Linked DNA regions of Mus musculus: region 1 is linked to region 2. A link is a loop called in an ENCODE intact Hi-C map of the cell type or tissue named here. Cell type or tissue: left cerebral cortex. All regions are shown on one strand. Links, peaks and the distances in the headings refer to the core of each region. The heading gives the core; the rest is flanking DNA.

Evidence for each region. A loop is a pair of places that touch in the nucleus more often than their neighbours do. Peaks named below come from ENCODE experiments on the same cell type or tissue, not always from the same donor. Only the 100,000 strongest peaks of a DNase experiment are listed, where the experiment ranks them.
Region 1: it touches region 2 in a loop (2.7-fold over the local background); 2 of 42 quality-filtered maps call a loop at or near these places.

What each region holds. Positions count from the first base shown.
Region 1 is chr9:37,912,278-37,923,146 of GRCm38, forward strand. Olfr878 (olfactory receptor 878) reads left to right here and starts at 6,271. Exons shown (of 1, transcript NM_146798.2): 1 at 6,271-7,335. The coding sequence starts at 6,367. The coding sequence ends at 7,311. In left cerebral cortex, for the core only: no CTCF peak of the experiment used is centred there; a DNase peak (open chromatin) is centred at 5,923; H3K27ac peaks cover 2,878 bases.
Region 2 is chr9:37,806,699-37,817,567 of GRCm38, forward strand. No RefSeq gene overlaps it. Among named protein-coding and RNA genes, the nearest start is that of Olfr876, 8.2 kb to the left of the region's middle. In left cerebral cortex, for the core only: no CTCF peak of the experiment used is centred there; DNase peaks (open chromatin) are centred at 4,725, 4,981 and 8,218; H3K27ac peaks cover 2,659 bases.

The DNA.
Region 1 (10,869 bases), core at 1,295-9,294, 110 kb after region 2:
AAGATCTTTCATGGAAAAAACAGATAAAATTTGTATGTCTCACCAATAATTCCTACATTTTTTTCCAGAAAATCAAGAGGAACCTTTCTAAATATAAAGTGCTTTAATACTGCAAAAATAGTTGTTCTTGATAAATATTTATTGAGCGATGAACAAGGTGACATCTAAACTGATGAATAGAGAGAACACTTTCACCTTTGCTGCCACACAGCTGCTAAGCTTCCACCCAAAGTAGAAGAATCTGGTGGGTAAGAAAGTACATGTACTAAGAAGAAATGCGCATTTTCTTTAAAAAAGAAACCTCAAAAACATCATTCTACTGAAAGGGGAGGTTCTGTGTAGCAGGCAGAACTGACTGGACCATATAACTTAGAGATGTCCTGGTCATCCCCTTTGACACTTCACTGTGTCTTAGTCAGGGTTTCTATTCCTGCACAAACAGCATGACCAAGAAGCAAGATGGGGAGGAAAGGATTTATTCAGCTTACACTTCCATACTGCTGTTCATCACTGAAGGAAGTCAGGACTGGAACTCAGGCAGGTCAGGAAGCAGGAGCTGATGCAGAGGCCATGGAGAGATGTTCCTTACTACCTTACTTCACCTGGCTTGCTCAGCCTGCTCTCTTATAGAACCCAAGACTACCAGCCCAGAGATGGTCCCACCCACAAGGGGCCTTTCCCCCTTGATCACTAATTGAAAAAATGCCTTATAGCTGGAACTCATGGAGGCACTTCCTCAACTGAAGCTCCTTTCTCTGTGATAACTCCAGTTGTGTCAAGTTGACACAAAACTAGCCAGTACAATTGACCCCTTGTCAACTTGACACACAAAAACATCACTAGTAAGCCTCAACCCTTGCAATCTTATTCAGCCCCAAGATCTAAATAATTTTAAAAGTCCCACAGTCTTTACATATTCTTAAAATTTCAATCTCTTTAAAATATCCATCTCTTTTAAAATCCAAAGTCTTTTTACAATTAAGAGTCTCTTAATCGTGGGCTCCACTAAAACAGTTTCTTCCTTCAAGAGGGAAAATATCAGGGTACAGTCACAATCAAAAGCAAAAATCAATCTCCAACCGTCCAATGTCTGGGATCCAACTCATGATCTTCTGGGCTCCTCCAAGGGCTTGGGTCACTTCTCCAGCCATGCCCTTTGTAGCACACGCATCATCCTCTAGGCTCCAGATGCCTGTACTCCACTGCTACTGCTGCTCTTGGTGGTCATCTCATGGTACTGGCATCTCCAAAACACTGCATGACCCCTTCAGTCCTGGGCCTTCAATTGCAACTGAGGCTGCACCTTCACCAGTGGCCTTCCATGGCCTCTTACAGTGCCAAGCCTCAGCTGCTTTGCGTGACACTTTCATGCCTTCAAAACCAGTACCACCTGGGTGACTCTTACACATTACCAAGTCCAACCATAGCACAAGGTACAACCTTGGCTATCTCTGGAACACAGCCCCTGTGCTTTCAGAAAACACTTCCCAGAAGATGTCACCTCAACGATGCTGGTCTCTTCTTAATCACCGCTAATTTCTTAGCTCCAGCTAACCAGCATCAATAGTCCCAGTAATGCAAAGTTTTTGCTTTAGTAGTTCTGGTATCTTGTTAATCACAGCTGATTCTTCAGCTCCAGCTAACCAGAACCACAGAATCTTCACAACCAAAGTAACAATGGCCCTGAAAAAGAGTCTTTAATTTTTCCCTCTGAAATTTCACAAGCCAGGCCTCCATCTTCTGCACTGTTCTCAACATTGTCTTCCAAGCTCCTACACAACATCTGACAGAGTTCTTAACACCAAATGGATCTTCTAGCCCAAAGTTCCAAAGTCCTTCCACAGTCCTCCCCAAAACATGGTCAGGTTGTCACAGGAATACCCCACTCTGCTGGTACCAATTTGTCTTAGTCAGGGTTTCTATTCCTGCACAAACAGCATGACCAAGAAGCAAGATGGGGAGGAAAGGATTTATTCAGCTTACACTTCCATACTGCTGTTCATCACTGAAGGAAGTCAGGACTGGAACTCAGGCAGGTCAGGAAGCAGGAGCTGATGCAGAGGCCATGGAGAGATGTTCCTTACTACCTTACTTCACCTGGCTTGCTCAGCCTGCTCTCTTATAGAACCCAAGACTACCAGCCCAGAGATGGCACCACCCACAAGGGGCCTTTCCCCCTTGATCACTAATTGAAAAAATGCCTTACAGTTGGATCTCATGGAGGCATTTCCTCAACTGAAGCTCCTTTCTCTGTGATAACTCCAGTTGTGTCAAGTTGACACAAAACTAGCCAGTACAACTGAGTGTTTTTTTTCTTTTTTTCTGATATCTACTCCTTTCATATGTATCCCAAAGACTGTCTGATCTCTTTCAACACTGGATAGATAATCATAAATTTTTACCTTGCTGTGTATTTTGGAACAAGGTTAGAGTGCTCTGAACATACTGTACTGTCAGGAAGGTGACAAAAGAGAAAGAAATGCAGAAAGAACATTCTTGTATGATCTCTGGTTGGATGTCATATAGCATCCATTTTACCATACTCTATTGGTGTAAGATGCTCCAGAGCTCTCATAGGGCCAAGATCCTATCAGTTTACTAGAAGAACATCAGCCCTGTTCCTCCAAGAGCACATGGGATGCAAGCTATATATGTATGTGTAGGTGAGTGTGTGTGTGTGTGTGTGTGTGTGTGTGTGTGTGTGTGTGAGTGTGTGTGTGTGTGTGTGTGTGTGTGTGTGTGTGTGAAAGAGAGAGAGAAAGAGTTGGTGTGGTCATCTTTGGAAAATACAATCTGCCACATGCATATACATTCCATAGATGTTATAAACATACAGTATTATATTAGAAAACATTCAGCATAATGCTTGGAACATAATGCTGTGATTGTTCCAAATGCATTAATTATCTTTTCTATAGCTTTCCTTCTTTTATGTAAGAAAAAATAAAACAGAGTTTTATTTTGAGAGACATATAATGGATGAGAAATAAAAACAGAGCTATTTTTCTTGCATGTTCTTCTATATAATAAGTTGTCAGGAGAGCAAATACCCATTTTTCCAAATGAGAACTTTATGGCACAAGATGTTTGGAAACTTTATGCTTAAACTAATTCGGTAGGATGATTTTTTTTTTTTTGGTTCTCCACTTATTCTTTAAACATTTAATTTAAGTCTAACATATAGTTCTATAAATTGATGAATGTTTTGCTAACTAGCTGCAGTTAAGCAGTAGTCATGTCAGAAATAGAATGCCACCAGCAGCCTGTCTTTTGTGTCTCTTTCCAGTTAGTAGCCTCCAATTTCCCAGTGAGTGAAACTGATGCTTGACTTCTAAAGTGACAGGTTATTTTTGTTTGTTTGTTTTAAAAAATTGTATGCCTGTCTCAAAAACATAAAATGAAACATCAACAACAACAAAAACCAAAACAAACAAACAAACAAACAAACAAACAAACAAACACATGTCTAGCTTGTTTTGCCAGGCAGTGGTGGCACATGCCTTTAATCCCAGCACTCAGAAGACAGAGGCAGTTGGATCTCTGTGAATTTGAGGCCAGCCTGGTCTACAGAGTGAGTTCCAGTACAGTCAAAGGCTACATAGAGAAACTTTATCTCAAAACAAACAAACAAACAAAAAGATACTTGGGGAAATATGGCTCAGCTCAGTGGTTACCAACATTGACTGCTCTTCCAGAAGACCTGGGCTCAATTCCTAGCACCTACATGGAAGCTAATAACACAGACATAAATATAGGTTAAACAGCAAATGTACATGAAAATAAAATGAACTATAATTAAATGAATGTATGTTTGGGTTATTTCTGTTGTGATCAAATATTTTCAATAGTTGATTGACATTACTTAATAGAAGAGACATTTTAGCTTGCATTTTTTAGGACTAATTACTTGACCTGAAATCTTGGAGGTGGGATGTGTGAAGGAGGAAGCTACTTACCTCATGGTAGAAGGAAGCATTGAGCAAGGAAGGACCTAGTGACTAGGTGTAATTTCAAAATCATATCCCTAGTGACTTACTTCCTCTGACTCCATCCCATATCTTAAAGGTTTTATAACTTCCTCAGACACTGTAATTAACAAGGAACCAAGCATTCAAAGCTTGAGCTCAGGAATTCATTTCATATTTAAAGCACAATTCCATGGAACCACAGACATGTGCCCCTTTGTGCTTGTTTTCTTTAATTCCATGATAGCTTGATATCATGAACTTTCATGGCTAAATGAAATCTTATTTTGTTACAACCCCAGAATTGTTGAAAATCCCACTATTTATTATCCATTCTACAGTTGGTTGACCTGTAGGTTGCTTTCAGTTTTGGGCTCATACATATAATTGTGCTATGAACACTACTTAGCACATGTTGAGGTCAACCTATGTACTTACTGAGCATGTGCCTAGCAGTAGAAAGTGCTCTTTTTTTTTTAAAGTTAAACAATGCAGATCAATTTATTATTTTATCCTTGCTTGTGCTTGGTTTTTCTTTCTAATCTATTTTAGGTATGTAGCTTGAGTTTCTAGGTTTTTTTTTTTTTTTTGCTTAAAGTTCCTGGCTTCAGTAAATCAGAAGCAGCTTGTAATTTAAGCCCTTTCTATGTTGGAAGGCAAAGTGATAATAGATGTACAGGAAGGGTATGTTTAGTTAAGGAGGACTTTGAAGGGTAAAAAAGGTGGCAGCCAGAGAGGTGGCAAAAAGGAGATAGACATTAGTCAATCTGCAAGACCACAGGGCCAGAGGGTCTGAATACTTGCTTGTGTTCTTTTTAGTAGTACAAACACAAAATCTGCAATCCACCATGCAGTATATTTAAGAGTGAAAGCACATGCTATTAATATTCATACAAGGATAAGTGGTGTCTTTTAGGGCCACTTGAGGAAAGCAGATTATTTTAGGTAGCTTCAGTGGAAACTTACAACTGCAGATGTTTATGTTTGATAGAATGAAAGGCAGCTTTATCATCTAAATAAGGGTGGTATCAAACCCTGAAGTACCTCCCATCCTATACAGATATGAGTGCTTCCCTCATGTGTGCTGTGGTATTTTAATCAGAGCTTGTTTATGGCTTTCTGTAGTGTAGGTGGCATCTGTGGTAGTGTCTCACTATTGTAAGAAGCTCATGGACCTAGGAAGATTTTATGTGAACTGTTCACTTTGTCTTCCCCTGAAAGCTCCCCAGGAGAAATAGGAAATGGTAGAAACTAAGTTTTGGGTCTTTCCTTCTTAAAGTCAGTTTTAGGCCCCAAGAATGAAGAAGAGGAAAAATGAGCTTCCAGACTCAGCAAATAATAATATAACATCCCTCGTGTTAGGGGGAAGTTTAAGTAGAACTTTAGCTCCTCTAGATGGAACAGAAATATCTAACACAGCCTGTAAACAATGACAGTAGGTTCATCCCCAAAGAGACTGATTTTAGAAAAATTCCCAGGGGGAGTCTGCCTTAATCAGGTCCCCAAGATCACTAAGCTATGCAACTTCTTGCAATATGCCAGCTTTTACTTCTTGTCAAAAGCCTTGTTTGTTTTCTTGAAGTTGATAGAGAGCAACTGGGACGATGCCCCTTAACTGAGGTCCTTCCCATGAGCACCCCAGAGAGCTGGGGCCATATAAAGCACAGATTCTTAGTAACAGGAGAATAAGAAGAGTGAACATCTGAGTATGTCAGACTTGTGGTATAGTGACACCATCTTCTTCTAAGATAATGGAAAAAGCTATTGCATAAAACTGCACTGATAAAAACCAAGGAGAAGGAAAGGAAAGTTCTGAATTCTATCTTTCTTGGTGGTTTTCTTCTAAACATATACACAAGGGCTCTTGGAAGCATTTATTACTCTGTAGCCTTCAGCATTGACTCTAAGGTAAGGTAAGTAACGAGATTTGGAGGTGGAAGGCAGTATAAACAGAGCCAGCAGGGAACAGTTTGAGCTTGATTTTCTCTGTAGGTGGGAACTTCATGTGTGGTTGAGAAAGAGTCATGAATAGAATAAGTTCTGCAGATCCACATTTAACAAAGCCTAAGGCACTGGGCTTTGAGATAACTCTTGGTTCTTGAGTTACTTTTTTTGAAAGTCCATGAGTAGCCAGTAGAAGTCATCTGCTTCCTCATTTATTAGGCAAGAACAGAATCCTTGTTATCCATGTAAATAAACATCTTGATTCTTTAATCAGTCCATGGGAAATGAGCTATGCTCAGTCACACTATTAGTGGCTTAAGATGAAGAGAATTGTAGATGAAGGAGGAGAGGCCAAAGAAAAGCAGGCATGCATACTCACTGGTTTACCTTCTAGAGCCTTCTTCCATTGTGCATGTATATAGCTGTCATTGTGTGTTTTATTTCACTTTTCTAGGTGATGTCTCAGAAGAGAATGGCTCCAAGAAATAGCTCCTCTGTGACTGAATTTATCCTTGTGGGATTTTCAAACCAACCAGCTCTCCAGCTGCCTCTCTTCTTCGTCTTCTTAGGTATCTATGTGCTGACTGTTATAGGCAATTTGGGACTGATCACCTTAATTGGGTTGAATTCCAGTCTTCATACTCCAATGTACTTTTTCCTCTTCAACTTGTCCTTTATAGATTTCTGTTATTCCTGTGTGTTCACGCCAAAAATGTTGAGTGATTTTGTCTCAGAAAACATTATCTCCTACATGGGATGCATGACTCAACTGTTTTTCTTCTGTTTCTTTGTCAATTCTGAATGCTACGTGCTGGTGTCAATGGCCTATGATCGCTATGTGGCCATTTGCAATCCTCTGCTGTACACAGTTACCATGTCTCCTCAGGTCTGCACTCTGCTGATGTTTTGTTCATATGTGATAGGGTTTGCTGGAGCCATGGCCCATACTGGAAGCATGCTGACACTTACTTTCTGTGATTCCAATATGATCCACCATTATCTCTGTGAAGTTCTTCCCCTTTTACAGCTCTCCTGCACCAGTACCTATGCCAACGAGCTTGTGTTTTTTATTGTTGTTGGAGTAGTCATCACAGCATCCAGCATCAGCATCTTTATCTCTTATGCATTGATTCTCTCCAACATTCTTAAGATTCCTTCTGCTGAAGGTAGATCCAAAGCCTTTGGCACATGTGGTTCCCATGTAGTTGCTGTTGCTCTGTTTTTTGGGTCAGGGGCATTCACCTATTTAACAACCTCTTTCCCTGGTTCAATGGAAGAGGGAAGGTTTGCTTCAGTATTTTATACCAATGTGGTTCCCATGCTTAACCCACTGATCTATAGTTTGAGGAATAAAGACGTTAAACTTGCCCTAAATAAAACCTTGAAGAGAGTGCTCTTCTGATGAGTCTGGTGCTATCATTCGGAATTAAATCCTTGTAAACATACTCAAATACACTTTCCACAAACAAGGCTTTCTTTCTACTGTTAAAAACTGGAGATCTTTTTGAGGATTATAGCACTTGGTATCACTTTGGCCAAACTTTGCATCTACTAAGTGCCATTATGTATTGTATACAATATTAGACTCAAGAAGAATATTACCTTGATGTACTTTCAATTTTCTTTCTTGGATTTGTCTAGGAAGAACATTTCTAGCTGGAAGAATGTGTACAGATTGGTACAAGGCCCCGGAACAATTTTATCAACTTTATGACCTGTCTTACCAAATATCAAATGTAGAGTCTAGGGTATCATAGGTAATAATCTTCTAACTCTTGAAGAGATTACTTGCCCAGGAAGGCTATAAATCTTCCCTTTCACGTACATGTATATACATAAGAAAAGTTCTCATCCAAGAAACTTATGAGCCCTGATTTGTAAGAATGAATGAAATCTCAAATACTTCATTTCAAAATTCCTGCTCCTTGAGATGGTAACTTGGACTAGTGATTTTCTGATTGGTAAGTCTCCTATGCTCTATAACTAAGGGTAAGATGAAGAACACAGAACTTCTATGCTTTTGCATGATTATGTAACATGCTGCCCTGTCCTTCCCTGGAGATGCTGAGCACATCATGGAACTTTGGTACTTTTAGAAAAAATATTTTATTGATTTATTGATTGATTGATTGATTGAGATAATGTCTTTCTTTGTATCCAGGATGGCCTTGGACCTGATATAGAGTTTAGGAATACCTTGAACTCTTCATTTTTCTGCTTCAGCCAACCTTTTGTCTCATCTGTCTACCTTCTTGCTAAAACAGAATGATAGCAAGTTCAAGGTCAGCTTGGAGTGATGTGAATGTTATATCTACCCCTCCTTTATTTTATAAGGTAGATTTAGATTTTCCCATCTCCAAGTAGGTGCTTGAGTTTGTGTATGTGTCCATCTCTGTGTTTATTTTATCTTTTATAGAACCAGGAAGAAGGTAAAGTCTTAAAATACTTTTCTTTCTCTCAGGGAGGCTGGACTGGATATTCATTCTGAGTGCCAAAAATCATTCTCTACCACTATGTTAAATATTTAGCTATTCTATATCGAATAGCTCATCTTTTAAGAAGTATGCCCTCATATTACCCTGGGTATATGGAGGAAAATGAAGATAGGGCTATATTGGACAATATTGAGAAATGTGAAAGTCCAGACTCCTTTTTGTGGAAGAACAGGCATTATTTAAGAAGAATGCAAAAATTGGGTATTCTTGAGAAAACCTTGGTGCTTTTACTTTGGACAATGGGAAAGTCAAATGAAAGATGATGTCTTTTACTTGGATTCTATGTCTCCCACTCTTCTAAAAAAAAACTGGAGAGATGCTTGGTGTGTGAAAGAGTAGAAGATAAAGCAGTGAAGGGAAGTGAGGCTTCCGGTTGCCCCTCTGCTGATGCACACACAGTTCTACTAGGATAATGAACAGCCTAAGTGTTCTTGGTGGAGTCATAAGCCAGATGTCATAGGTGGTAGCTTAGAGTAGCAAGAAGAAACATCTTCAGTGTGAGGCTGATTGACTAGAGGTAAAACAAACTGTTTTTTCTTCAGTATGTTAAAGGGAAAAGATCAGAGAGAAAATGTGGATACCTGTTGGATTATGTCTAGATTATGATAATGATGAGATTCAACATTTCTATATAGTGTATATATTACATGTACTATGAGGTGCCTAGTGCATAGTACCTCATTTATTGGATTTAATCCTATGATATTCAGTCTTCCTGGCCTAGCTAAATCCCACTTTTTATAGGGAAATGCATAGTCCCAAGTAGAGCATATGAGACTCTTGGGATATTAGAAAAGAGTCAATACTGAGGAAGGGTAACTAAGCATTGTGGAATATATATGTAACCCCAAGCAGTCTAGCATTCATGTGGAAGGATCTAGAGTGGTAGCTAACATAGACTACACAGTGAAACCCTGACTAAAACAAAAAAAGAAAAGAAAAGAAAATGAAGGATTAAAAATACTATCAATGATTTACCAACATTCCTATGTTATATATAATTCCATATATAACTTTACACATATAGTTTTAATGAACATTTCTCATTTGGGTGATGGTGTTCCCTCCAAGATACAAAGATCACCTAGCAAAAACCTTAGCACTAGACACGAGAACTCCTCTCTTAAGTTGATATCCAGGGCTGTCCAAGACATTCCCAAAACACATAGCTTATTGCTGGGGCTCTTGGTTTTCCCCTCAAGGTGGAAGGTAAGTACCTATTGCTGAAGACATCATGTACTTTAGAAACAGGACCCAGAGAGTACTGAGCTGGAACTGAACTGAATGCTCTTTCTCTGAAGACTAGCATTCATGGTATCAGAAGATACCATCCAAGCTTCCATAGGAGGGAAGAAACTGACAGTGTTACCCAATTTTCGTGTCTATGGACCACATCAATGACCAGCATGGCACATTAACATCAAGGATGCAGTAGTGGGCATGCACACCTTGGAGGTAAACAACAGTTCTTTAATTGGACTTTGACCTGCTCAACAAGAATGAGACTGTGTCTAGTACTGAAACCTAGTTAACTACTCAGTGCTAGTGAAGTCATGGCTATTAGAAGAGAATCTTTAACCACTGATTTACTAAACCAGTATATTCCCTAACAACAATCTACAACATCTGTCCTTATACCAACAAATAAATGTAGTCTTTGCCTCTTATCAAGAAAACTTCTCTTTGAAGCAGATGGAGACCACTACTATAACCTTAAGATTTTCCACCAACACCTATGTTCCCTAAAATATTGACTCTCAGACTTATATATGAATAAATGCCTAGACCAATAACTTTGGCTCATTTTTACTAGCTCATAACTCAGTTATCCCATTTAAATTAGTCTCAATCATGTCACATGACTAGTTACTGCTCCTACAGTTTCATTCAACTGTCTTCTTTAGAGTCTGGGACAAAAGCACCGTGCCTGACTATCTCAGAATCCTTTGTCTATAACAGAACTTCCACATCTCTATTTCCTGCCTAAGCTAATAGGCCAGCAGCATTTTATTGACAGGTGATACTCCCGTACATTGCAAAAGAGATTCTCTCTACACATTACAGAAAATCACAACCAATCAAAATACAGTTATGAAGTTCAGCCCTAGTGGATACATCTGTAAAACACTGCCATGTAAGGCTCAGGGAACATTGCAGAAGAGGAAGCAGAAAGATTGTAAGAGTCAGAGGATCAGGGAGTTTGTCATGAGATCATGTCTCATGTCTTTTAGTATGATCAGAAGCTCATGCATAAAGTCTCACCAACATTGCCCAAACATGACCTGAACAAGGATGATACCAATGAACATACCAAACTGGATGGTGAAAAGCCCTTGAGACCCCAAGCCTGCAGAAAGTACTACAGGAAACTGAGAAAAGCTGGATTGGGAGCAATGGCTCCAGGGAAGAGCATACCAATCAGTCAGCCCTGAAAACATATGTATAGGTAGCAGGCTTTGAGCAGC
Region 2 (10,869 bases), core at 1,632-9,631:
AATAGTATAACACCTTGGAAGCTGAAACCTGGATTTATGACAGCATAGTGCACTGAAGTGATATGCAGTGTGGAAGTGGGTCTTGAGGAAGAGGCTCCTATCCCCCATTTTCATCCATCTTCAAGTGTCAGGAGAGAGAAGTGATGCTTATCTCCTGGCTGTGGTCACAGGAAGAGGTGGTGGGACACCAATGAACTATCGCTGGGAAATGTGGTAAGCAGCTCTACAGCCAGGAAAGGCAGAAGCCTTAATTTGCACATGGTTCAAATTCTCTTGGTAGTGAGTCACTCAACAAACAATGTGTAATCAGGTTAAGGATATGAGTGTGAATGATATTATTAATATTATAAATGATAAGGGAAATGTAGATAAATCACCTTGCCTTTAGACATCCAATGCAATTTGATAAGTTAAAGATACTGACAATGCCAAGTACTGATTAGGGATGAGATGCCCATTTATGGCTGTAAAATGTAAAAACTTGCATAGGTACATTTTTAGCATCTTTATTATCTTAGCTTTCAATTGGAAGCAATCCAAAGTTTTCCTAAGTGGTGAACAAAGCCCAGAACTTTATCCTGAGGGAAAGGAACATCATGTTTAAGTGGCTATGCATTTTATAACTTTAAATATAGGCAAAAAAACCTAGTAAGTCTGTAGTTGCTTAGAACTGAAGTTTGGGGTGTGGTTTAGCAACTTCCTCTTCTATGAAAACTTTCCACTTTGGAGGGAAGCTCCTTAAGACACATGGTGTTCTAAGGGAGGTGAGACACTCTATCCTGTAGGGGAGCTCTTTAAGTTCCACAAGTTAAAAAATGAGTTATTTCAGGAAGTCCCTAAAATTGACCTGCTTTCCTAGAACTCTCTCTCCTCACATGTCTATAAGCAGTGAGCATCTTGGAGAGACACTATCAGAGAGGCTAAGCTGCCTAGAAGAGACTGAGATAGACCAGGCCACCAGGAAGAAACAGAGACCAGCTGAGCTGCTTGGAAGAGACTCACACCAACTGTGCTGCATGGAAGAGAGATTCTTTCACATTTCATCTGTTAAGATGGCTGAGAATTGTGCTGTGAACCCCAAATTCCCATTTTTCATGAGGTGTCACCTGTACTGCAGAAGGGTCTTTGTGATGCAACTATATATGAGCCATTTCTGGTTCTGTCATTCCTTATCCATGCTCCTTGAAGTAACTCCAATTAACTCATTGGCTCACCAAGTTGGATTTAGTAGTATCCTTACTTTGTTCTGCCATTGGTTCCTTATCAGGAACAAGTAAACATTTGTTTATGTGTCTCATGAAATAATGTCACACAACGGAGGGAGGGGCTACTCATTATAGTACAGAACATTTTAGGAAAATGAAATAGCACATATTGATTGCACGGATACATAATTTATTAAAATTGCTGTGCTGGTTACAGAAATTGGCTCCATTTACTTGAAGTTCAATAACACCTCAGTAAGGCATATTTACATGTATCCATGTACAACTATGAGTGAAGTGGAAACTTCTGGTTTGTTTGACAAGTCAGGTATGTCAAGTGATGGCTGCCTGGGGCATACAGGTGAAAGAATGTTTTGCTGGGACAGACACAGGATGTTTTCCTGGGGCAGTCACAGGTGAAAGGATTTTTGGATATACCAAACACGTGGAAGGATGTTTGATGAAGGAGTATAAATATGATCCCACAGACAGTGGGAGATGAGCATGGGACATTGGTTTAGTTTGCTCCACCTCACTATTCTTCACTAATGACACACATGCATTGGTTCAACTTACATAGCATTGTTGAGCTCCACTTGTGGTATCAGAGTTGAGAGAAACTCACCAAAGAGCTGCTTATGAAATTCCTGTGGCAGCTCATTTGGGCCAGTTGGCTAGCTTTGCGGTTTCTTCAGCATTGAACTACAGCTACTGGTTTGGGTCTGATATCTGCCTGCTGAGAGGACTGAACTGAAGCTGCTGGTCTGTGTGTGTTGTCTGCCTGCCTAGAGGACTGACTGGTCTGCATCTGCTGAGTCATATTTGGTGTATGATAGGCACTGAACTGCTGCCAAAGAGGACTGCGCTCACCCACAAAGAACTATTGCTGAACAGGTATACTTCCTCCATATCCTAATAACTTTTCTCTTTCACGTGGGTGGTGGGAAAGAGGAAAGAGGAAAGGTTGAATGCTTATTAAAAGTAGACTGCAAAAATTATGACCACATATGAGTAACAGAGGATATGAAATACAAAAATAAATTCCTGAAACTCAATATAACTGGACCAAAGATGAAACTTGAGTTGTATCTCTGGTCCCGGAGGAGATACAACATCTTGAATAACCCAGAAGACCATTAATAGATAACTACCTAAAGCTAGTACCAGGAGCCAAAGTAGTATTTATTATCTAGCAGGCTGTTTTCTGATAATGAATAAAGCCTTTTTTTCGTCTGTGCTGGCATGCATGTAGTGTCCTCCACTGGAGCATGGGCAACCTGCCAGTGGCTAGATCCCCAAAGAAAAATAACTCTACTTCCACTGACAGCCATCAGCTGCCAGTAGTTTCTCAATGAGGGATGGGATCTGTGACTCTCCATTGTTGTGGTAGTATATTAATCTGCTCTATACTTCCTGGTTGGTATGTGCATGCTTGTTGCTACTGCCCCAATGTTTTAGATTCCTTGAAAGAAAGACATACATACACAGCCTTATAGTTTTAATACCTTAAATACCTCAATGGCTGGGCCACTCCTTAACTCCCCATGGGTAACACACATTCTCCTCCGATATTCCTGAGCGAATACTTATTAAATCTATATTGCATCTTTGCTGCACTGGACCCCGGGGGCAGCTTTCTTGGGGCTGATTTCCTCCTGAACCTACATGTTGGCTCTCTTTCCCTCCTGTACTTTTTCAGCATGGTCCATCTCCTACCACCTCATCATGGTGGAAACTCCTCTTCCTTCTTCCCTTGGTCCCTTCCTATGAATCCTAAAAGTCCAGCTTCTGTCCAGCCATTGGCCACAGAAAACTTTATTGACAAGTCAAAACTAAGTAGGGATAGGCTTCCTTTAGTTCTGTGGGACACTGTAAACAGATTTTTGGGTAATATAATTAGCATGAGAACACAAGCCTCTACACTCCATGCATGCTAGAATATTGACTGGCTTGGTCTTATACAAGTCTTCTGAAGATAACGACAGGTACTTGTGAGTTCTTGAGAGTATCAGCCTTTTTATATCCAGAAAACAGCCTTTCACACAAGTTCTGCCCATCCCTTGGCTCTTACATTGTTTCTGCCCAGTCTTCTGTTATGTCCCCCAATCCTTTGGGTGGGTGATTGACATAGCTGTCCTGTTAATGGCTGAGAACTCTAAGTCATTTATTCTGAACACTTCATTAACTGCTGCCAACTGCAAAAAAAAAAAAAAAAAAAAAAGCTTCCTAACCAAAGTTCCAAGTAACACTAATTTATCTATTTAGAAGGCAGTTGAACAACATGATCATTTAACAATATAAGAGTCCAACTGCTTTCTAATGAGATTAGAGGCCTACTCCAAAGAAGGGATGTCACAATTGGTACTATAAACCTGGCCAGTGGTCCATTACTCAGGAGATTTTAGGCCCGAGCAGTTGGACACTTCTGTAAGAGTCATGCCATTGCACCAGTGGGTAAGTCATGTCTGTCAGGTTAGAGTTAGTATTCAGGACACAGAATGTAGTCTTTTCTAGCACAGTAACTTACATAGCATCTTCAAGCACTATTAAAACTAGAGAGAATAGAGGAAGTTTTATTTGTATTATTTAAAAATTATTTATTAGAATCAGAGTATCATGTAGTATAGGCTGATCTGAAATTTGCTATATTGTAGCAAGTGGTTTGACTTTCTTATCATCCTGCCTCTACCTACTAGGGGCTGAGATTACAGATGTATGTCACCATAATCATTCAATTTTACGTACTGAATAAAAATCCTGCAAGTAAAGTAATTAAAATATATACTCTCTAATAATAATAGTAGCGATAAATGTACTTTGTGCCAAACAATGTCTCACTTAGTCATTAAAATTTCCTTTGGATTTTGGTTATTTTCCCCATTTTTAACTTCAAAAATTAGAAAAGCAAAGAAAGGTAAAACAAATTTCCCAAGATGATACTGTTGGTAAATAGAAAAGCCAGATTTGTGTTGAGGAATAAGACTTTAAAATTCTTATTCTAAATACTTAATTAAGATGCTAAAGGAGCTAGTAACAATTTTCCTGGGACAATAAGTATGACAACTTACACTGATTATAGTCCAATAATAAAGAGAGTGTCTATTGAGAGATCTGCTTTATGGGGGAAAGTTATGTTCATTTTTTTATCCAGGTTCTGGGATGACTGTAAGATAGACTTTTAGAAATATCCAGAAAAAAAAATACTGGCAACTATGGAAGAACCTAATTAAAGTCCTTGAACTAAATTCATGAACGCAGGAGCCTTGCATATAGAGGTACCATTGAAATTATAGAACAGTTTGTTTGGTGCTTAATCAGGCTTTAGCAGGTTTGGAGGTCACCGGGGATGAACTCTTCCCCTCAAATCAACTTTGGATTCTATTTCCCATTTCCCTGTTAGCTCACTAACTTCAAGGATGGGAAAATATCACAAGTTCACTCCTTTGAATTTGAAATATCATGTGAAGGAGGGAGGAAGCATCATTATCACTTCCTCCCCCATTTAGATTTAAAATACTATGTGAAAGTGGGGAAGTGGAGTAGCTGGGGCTTGCTGAGGCCCAGGATGGAAAGGCTATTTTCTCCTGATAAAGCATAGGTACTTTATACACTTATTATCATTTTAAAATTTTCTTTAAATCTTCTCCATATGTGTTATGTGATATATGGTCACAAGAATGGGATTTGAATTCTATTTCTGTTCCTCTGTGGAGTCATGCCATTCTTAATACCTGAAAGTTTGCATGAGTTCAAAGACATGCTATGGTCCCCTCCCATGAGTTAATCCACATGGACCTGTCAACCATGTGTACAAGAAAACACCCCTCAAAAATGTGTGATTTCAGGAAATATGGTATATCTGAAAACCTGATGAAAAGCTGGGAGGAATAACTGTGCCCTTAATGATTTAACAAAATGCAAGTGTATCCTTAAAGGCCCCCCTGCTTCACTGAAGTTGCTTCTGTCTTCTCTGCTTATTTTTTGAGTTCTGACTCTGAAAGCATTCTTTTTAAAAATTGTCTTTTTGTGTCTTTAAAAAAAAACATTTGGACAACTTTTTATAGAATTAATACTTTGCTCTACGACCCAGGTGTTCCATATCCTTACCCCAGAGAAAACATATTCACTCATCTTGATTTCTTTCTTTCTTTCTTTTTCCTTTTTTGAGATAGGGATTCACTCTGAAGCCAAAAATCTAATTTTGCTTTCTATATGTGGTGGTTAATACTGTAAACAAGGAAGAATCTAGAATCACCCAGGGGACAAGTCTCTGGTACTCCCATGAGGGTTTATCTAGATTAGATTATTTGAAGTAGGAACACCCAGTTTAAGAGAGAAGAGATTAGTTCTACTTACTTTCTCAGATGCTTTGTAACTTTAGTGTTTTCAAATCCTATTTTGAATGATGATTCTTAAACACTTTAACCTCCTTTTTATCCCATGACCTACCAGAGGTAGTAGGAAAGACAGGATATGGGGGAAGTGGACCTGTTTAGAAAGGTTCCCTGGAGCAACTCCTGTCTATGCTGTTTGGAAATTGGAAGTTCAGTTCACAGTTTAGCAGTAGCAGTTAGATCCACTCGCAAACACTTCATGGATGCACCAGCAGTCCAGTTCAGTAGAGTCAAGGTGGCAAGCATGAAGTGGCACTACCTAGCAGAGACAGCTAGACCTTAGCCTCTGCATGAGTCAGCAGGAGGGACCCAGAGGAACACCAAGAGAAGTTCTCTGCTGTGCCTCTCTCAAGGAAGGAAAGATCAGCAAGATCCACAAGCACTGCAGAGCTAGCTCTATAAGCAAGCCAAGCTCAGCCTATATCACTGACCATCAAGTCCTATGCATACCCTCCAAAACTCATGCCTTCCATGTGCCTTGCCTCAGCATGGGCCTTGCCTCAGCACGTGTATCCAATCAGCCCAAGTCCTTAGAGTTCCAACAAATGGAGCACGATTATGCAAAGTAAGACAGACCAATACATGTGTGTTGTTCTCAAAGAATCCTTCATCATGTGTCCTTGCTTTAGCAGAACATCCTCTCAGCTGTATCTCCTTCAGTGAAAAGTTCTTTCACCAGTCAGCCTTAGTCTTTCCACTGTGTTCACTTCAGGAAAACACTCCTTTATATGTTTGTCCCAGCAAAACACCATCCAACACAATTTACTTTCCAAAGAACTCTTATGTTTCCACTTCAATGTTGTCTGAGGTGTGGCCATGACAATGGAGTTCTGTCTGGTGTCATTTCTTCTTTCTGGTCAGGTTTGTGCTGTTTCTTTTTTCTTTTTCCTGTTATGAAAATAGTTTTACCCTCACATAATATATTGATTACATTTTTCTCTTTTTTACTCCCAGTTTCTCCTCCCCTCTCCTCCAATTAGAATCCATCTGCTTTCTTTTCCTCATTAGAAAAACAATAGACTTTAAGGGATAATAATGAAATAAAGTAAAATAAAATAAAATAAAATAAAAGCTAAAACAAAACTAACACATTGGTACAGGACAAAACAAACAAATAGCAGGAAAAGAGACTAAGAGAAGATACCAGAAATAGATCTAGATGCAGAGACCCACTCATTTGCATACTTGGAATCCCATAAAAACATTAAACTGTATGCCACAACACATATTCAAAAGACCTGTAAGGTAAAAAGAGATAAAAATATATAAATAAAATAAAAATTGAAAAATAAGAAAAAGAAAAGCCCTGACATGGCATATGGGGCAAAGAACCTCTAAAGATGCTGTTAAGTTCATGTTCTGTTGGCATTTACTGCTGCACAGAGCCTACCCTTACGAGTGGTTTGTTTCTCCAGTGAGACTCGTTTGGAGAAAACTAACTTTCATATTCATGAAAGTTCATGTGGAGACAGCTTCTGGGCTAGGGGTAGAGCTTGTGTTCATTTTTCCTTTAAGCTCTTGGGTCCCATACAGGACAGATGTGTACAGGCCCTATGCATATTGCCTCAGACTCCATGAGTTCATCCATCCTGGTGCACCCATCTTGATGATCATGAGGGCCTTGCTTCCTTGGTGTCCTTTATCCACTCTAGCTCTTACACATTTTCTCCCTTCTCTGCTTCAGGGTTCCCTGACCTCTAGTCAGAGTGATTGTATGGAAACATCCCACTTAGGACTGAGTGTTCTAAGGCTTCTTACTCACTGCAGTTGGTCTGGTTGTGGGTTTCTGTATTTATTCCCATCTGCTGTAGCAGAAAGCTTTTTTCTGGCCATGGCTGTCAAGGCACTGAGCTGTGAGTATCGCAGAATGTCATTGAGAGTCATTTTATTGTTACTTTTCTTTTTTCCCTCAGTTTTGACCAGTAGCATTTGTTTTTCCTCTAGATCCCTTGGGTATCTAGTCTCAAGTTTTGGTCATCCAGGCAATGTTAGGTTTGGATTCTATCTCATGGAGTGAGCCTCAATTTAAATCAGATCATGGTTGGTTACTTTCTCAAGCTTTGCGCCACCATTGCACTAGCATATCTTGCCGTCAGGATGCCATTGTAGATCAAAGAGTTCGTGGCTGGGTTGGTGTTAACGTTTCTTCTTTTGTAGGGTGCAAAGTACCTTCCTGTAGTAAAGACACTATAATGAAGGGGTGAGGGCTCTATGTAGTTTGTGCTTCTTGTAATGCAAGACTCTGGACTGTACTTGAAATCCATGGTCTTCCTGAAGCCTAGGAGCCTAAGAGCTATACACATATATATGCATATATGCAAAATATATTGTATGCAAAACATCTTAAATTCTACAATGTTGAAATAATATGCAGTTTAAACCAGAAATAAATAAAAGAAGGAAGTCACTTTTCTGAGACTCAAGCTTTGGAAGCTGTCGATATTGCAAAAAAAGGAGAAAAATGTCAACATAGTTGTGTTTTTACTTGCTGCTTATACTGGAGCAAGTCATTAGGTAGCATGGCTTTAGAGAAGACTGTCTAAGATTCATTTGGAAATGAAGTTGTCATGGCAACTGTCTCTGAAGCAACAGACAAAAATCCCCTCAGCGCTTCCAGAGAACCTCCAACGTCTTCTTTACACTTGGATCCTAGGAGCCTGCCTTATGGGCTTATTTTAAGTTTGTTTTTTCCCTTTCTTTTTTGGAGTGGGATTGGAATCCTTCAGAGTTACTCTGGGATGGGGGCAATTCTGTGTATTTAACTGATGATGGATTGCCATTGTCACTGTTGAACTGAGAGTGAGCAGGTTCTCACTGATGTTTGCATCTGGCCTCAACACATGCACAGATCAGTGTGCTGTGATTTTTAGAAGATGGACTTCTGCTTTTGTAAAGGGTTGTCAACTTCTCCAAGACATTTCTGTCATTATTTTGTAACAAAACTATACTTCATATTTTAGGTCAAATTTTCCTAAATTCAGAGATTTATGTCTATGTAATCAGACATATATATGACCAAAATCTCTAGTTTTTCTTGGTTTCCTGGCTGAACTGCAGAGCGTGCTCTCTGATCCTGCATTACTAGTCCCTAAATTTATATTCATTTATATTATTTAAGAAATCACTTCTTGAAAATGGTGTGAGAGCCGGGCGTGGTGGTGCACGCCTTTAATCCCAGCACTCAGGAGGCAGAGGCAGGCGGATTTCTGAGTTCGAGGCCAGCCTGGTCTACAGAGTGAGTTCCAGGACAGCCAGAGCTACACAGAGAAACCCTGTCTCAAAAAAAAAAAAAAAAAAAAAAAAAAAGAAAAGAAAAGAAAAGAAAGAAAGAAAATGGTGTGAGAATATGTGCATCTCAGTAAAGAGAAACCTGCTGGTGCAAGTCAAAGCTGGGTGCTGTCAGTCATGTATCTTGAGTTTAAGGAGCTCAGTGGGGTTGGCTAAAGATTCTGTTGTGTAGCTAGAGAAAGTACCCAAGGAGTTAAAGGGATCTGAAACCCTATAGGTGGATCAAGATTATGAACTAACCAGTACCCCGGAGCTCTTGACTCTAGCTGCATATGTATCAAAAGATGGCCTAGTCAGCCATCACTGGAAAGAGAGGCCCATTGGACACACAAACTTTATATGCCCCAGAACAGAGGAACGCCAGGGCCAAAAAGGGGGAGTGGGCGGGTAGGGGAGTGGGGGTGGGTGGGTATGGGGGACCTTTGGTATAGCATTGGAAATGTAAATGAGCTAAATACCTAATAAAAAATGGAAAGAAAAAAAAGTATAATTTAGATATGATTTTAAAAAAAAAGATTCTGTTGTGTATTATCTGGGTGCTCTACCGTTTTAAGTGAAGAATGATAAATCGCCCTTATGAAGCTGTTGTGAAAAACAAGAAGACAGAATTACTAGCACATTGCCTTTGGATCCTTTTTCTTTTCGCATGAAGTTCCTGGGCTACATGTGGTGTTTTGTATATAGGAAGTGCTTCAGTATAGAAGAGCAAAAATATATTTTTCCACAGTACATTGTTTTAAATTGTGCATATAAAGATGCAAGTTAATGAGAAAACTTAATTAAAAGCTACATGATGTATTATCAAAGGTGTATTTGTATGTGTATGTGGGTGGGTGTGTGGGAGAGGGCAGACTTCTGACAGTGAAATCTGAGCCCTTTACTAGATCTCTAATCCAGAGTCAAAATCTTTAGAGCCCTGTGACCCACAGTACCAGGAACGTATGCTGTTGTTTTGTGCAGAGACTGTACAGGAGCCTCAGGGCAAATGCAGGATCAGAGAGCACGCTCTGCAGTTCAGCCAGGGAACCAAGAAAAACTAAAGATTTTGGTCTTTAATACATCAGAAACAGACAGGAGCTTCGCTTTCCTTTTCTCTTAGAGCTACTTGGGTTCAGAAGCTGTAGAGGGAAGCCATGCAGCTATAAACTGAAAGGGGTAAGTGCCTGACTGACCCACAGTGTCCTGAGGAGATGAGATAGAATTTGAAAGCCAGGTGCCTGAAGCTCAGTGTTCACCTGCCATCCAACTCACTAGCATTGAGACTTTGTACCTTTTGCTTAGACCCAGGGTCCTCACCTGTAAAGTGGACAAAGTTGTAATGCCACACAGCATTAGACACATTCAGTAAACATTCCCCTCCATTTATATTATTTTTTCTCATTCATTGATTTATTTATTCACTTCACATCCTGCTATCAGCCCCCTCCCTTTCCTCCCTCATAAAGTGCCCTCCCTTACCCTCTCCCTTTCTACTCTGAGAACATGGAGGGCCCCCTGGGTATCACTACAATCTGACACATCAAGTCACTTCAGGAATAAGGGTATCCTTTCCCACTGAAGTCAGACAAGGCATCACAGTTAGGGGAATGGGATCCACAGGTAGGCACCAGGTTCAGGGACAGCTCTACTCCAGTTGTCGGAGGACTTGCATGAATGCCAAACTGCCCTTCTGCTATATATGTGTGGGAAGTGGGTATGTCCAATTCATGTATGCTCTTTTGTTGGTGGTTCAGTCTTGGGAATACCCCAAGGGTCCAGCTTAGTTGACTATTGGTTTTCCTGTGGAGTCCCTATCCCTTATGAATCTCCCAATCTTTCCCTCAACTCTTTATTCTGCAACCTCCATTTAATGTCTATCTGTGGGTCTCTGAATCTGTTTCCATTGTCTGTTGGGTGGAGCCTCTTAGAGGACAGTTATACTAGGCTCCTGTCTACAAGCATAAGTGTATCATTAATAGTGTCAAGGATTGGTTTTTATCTAT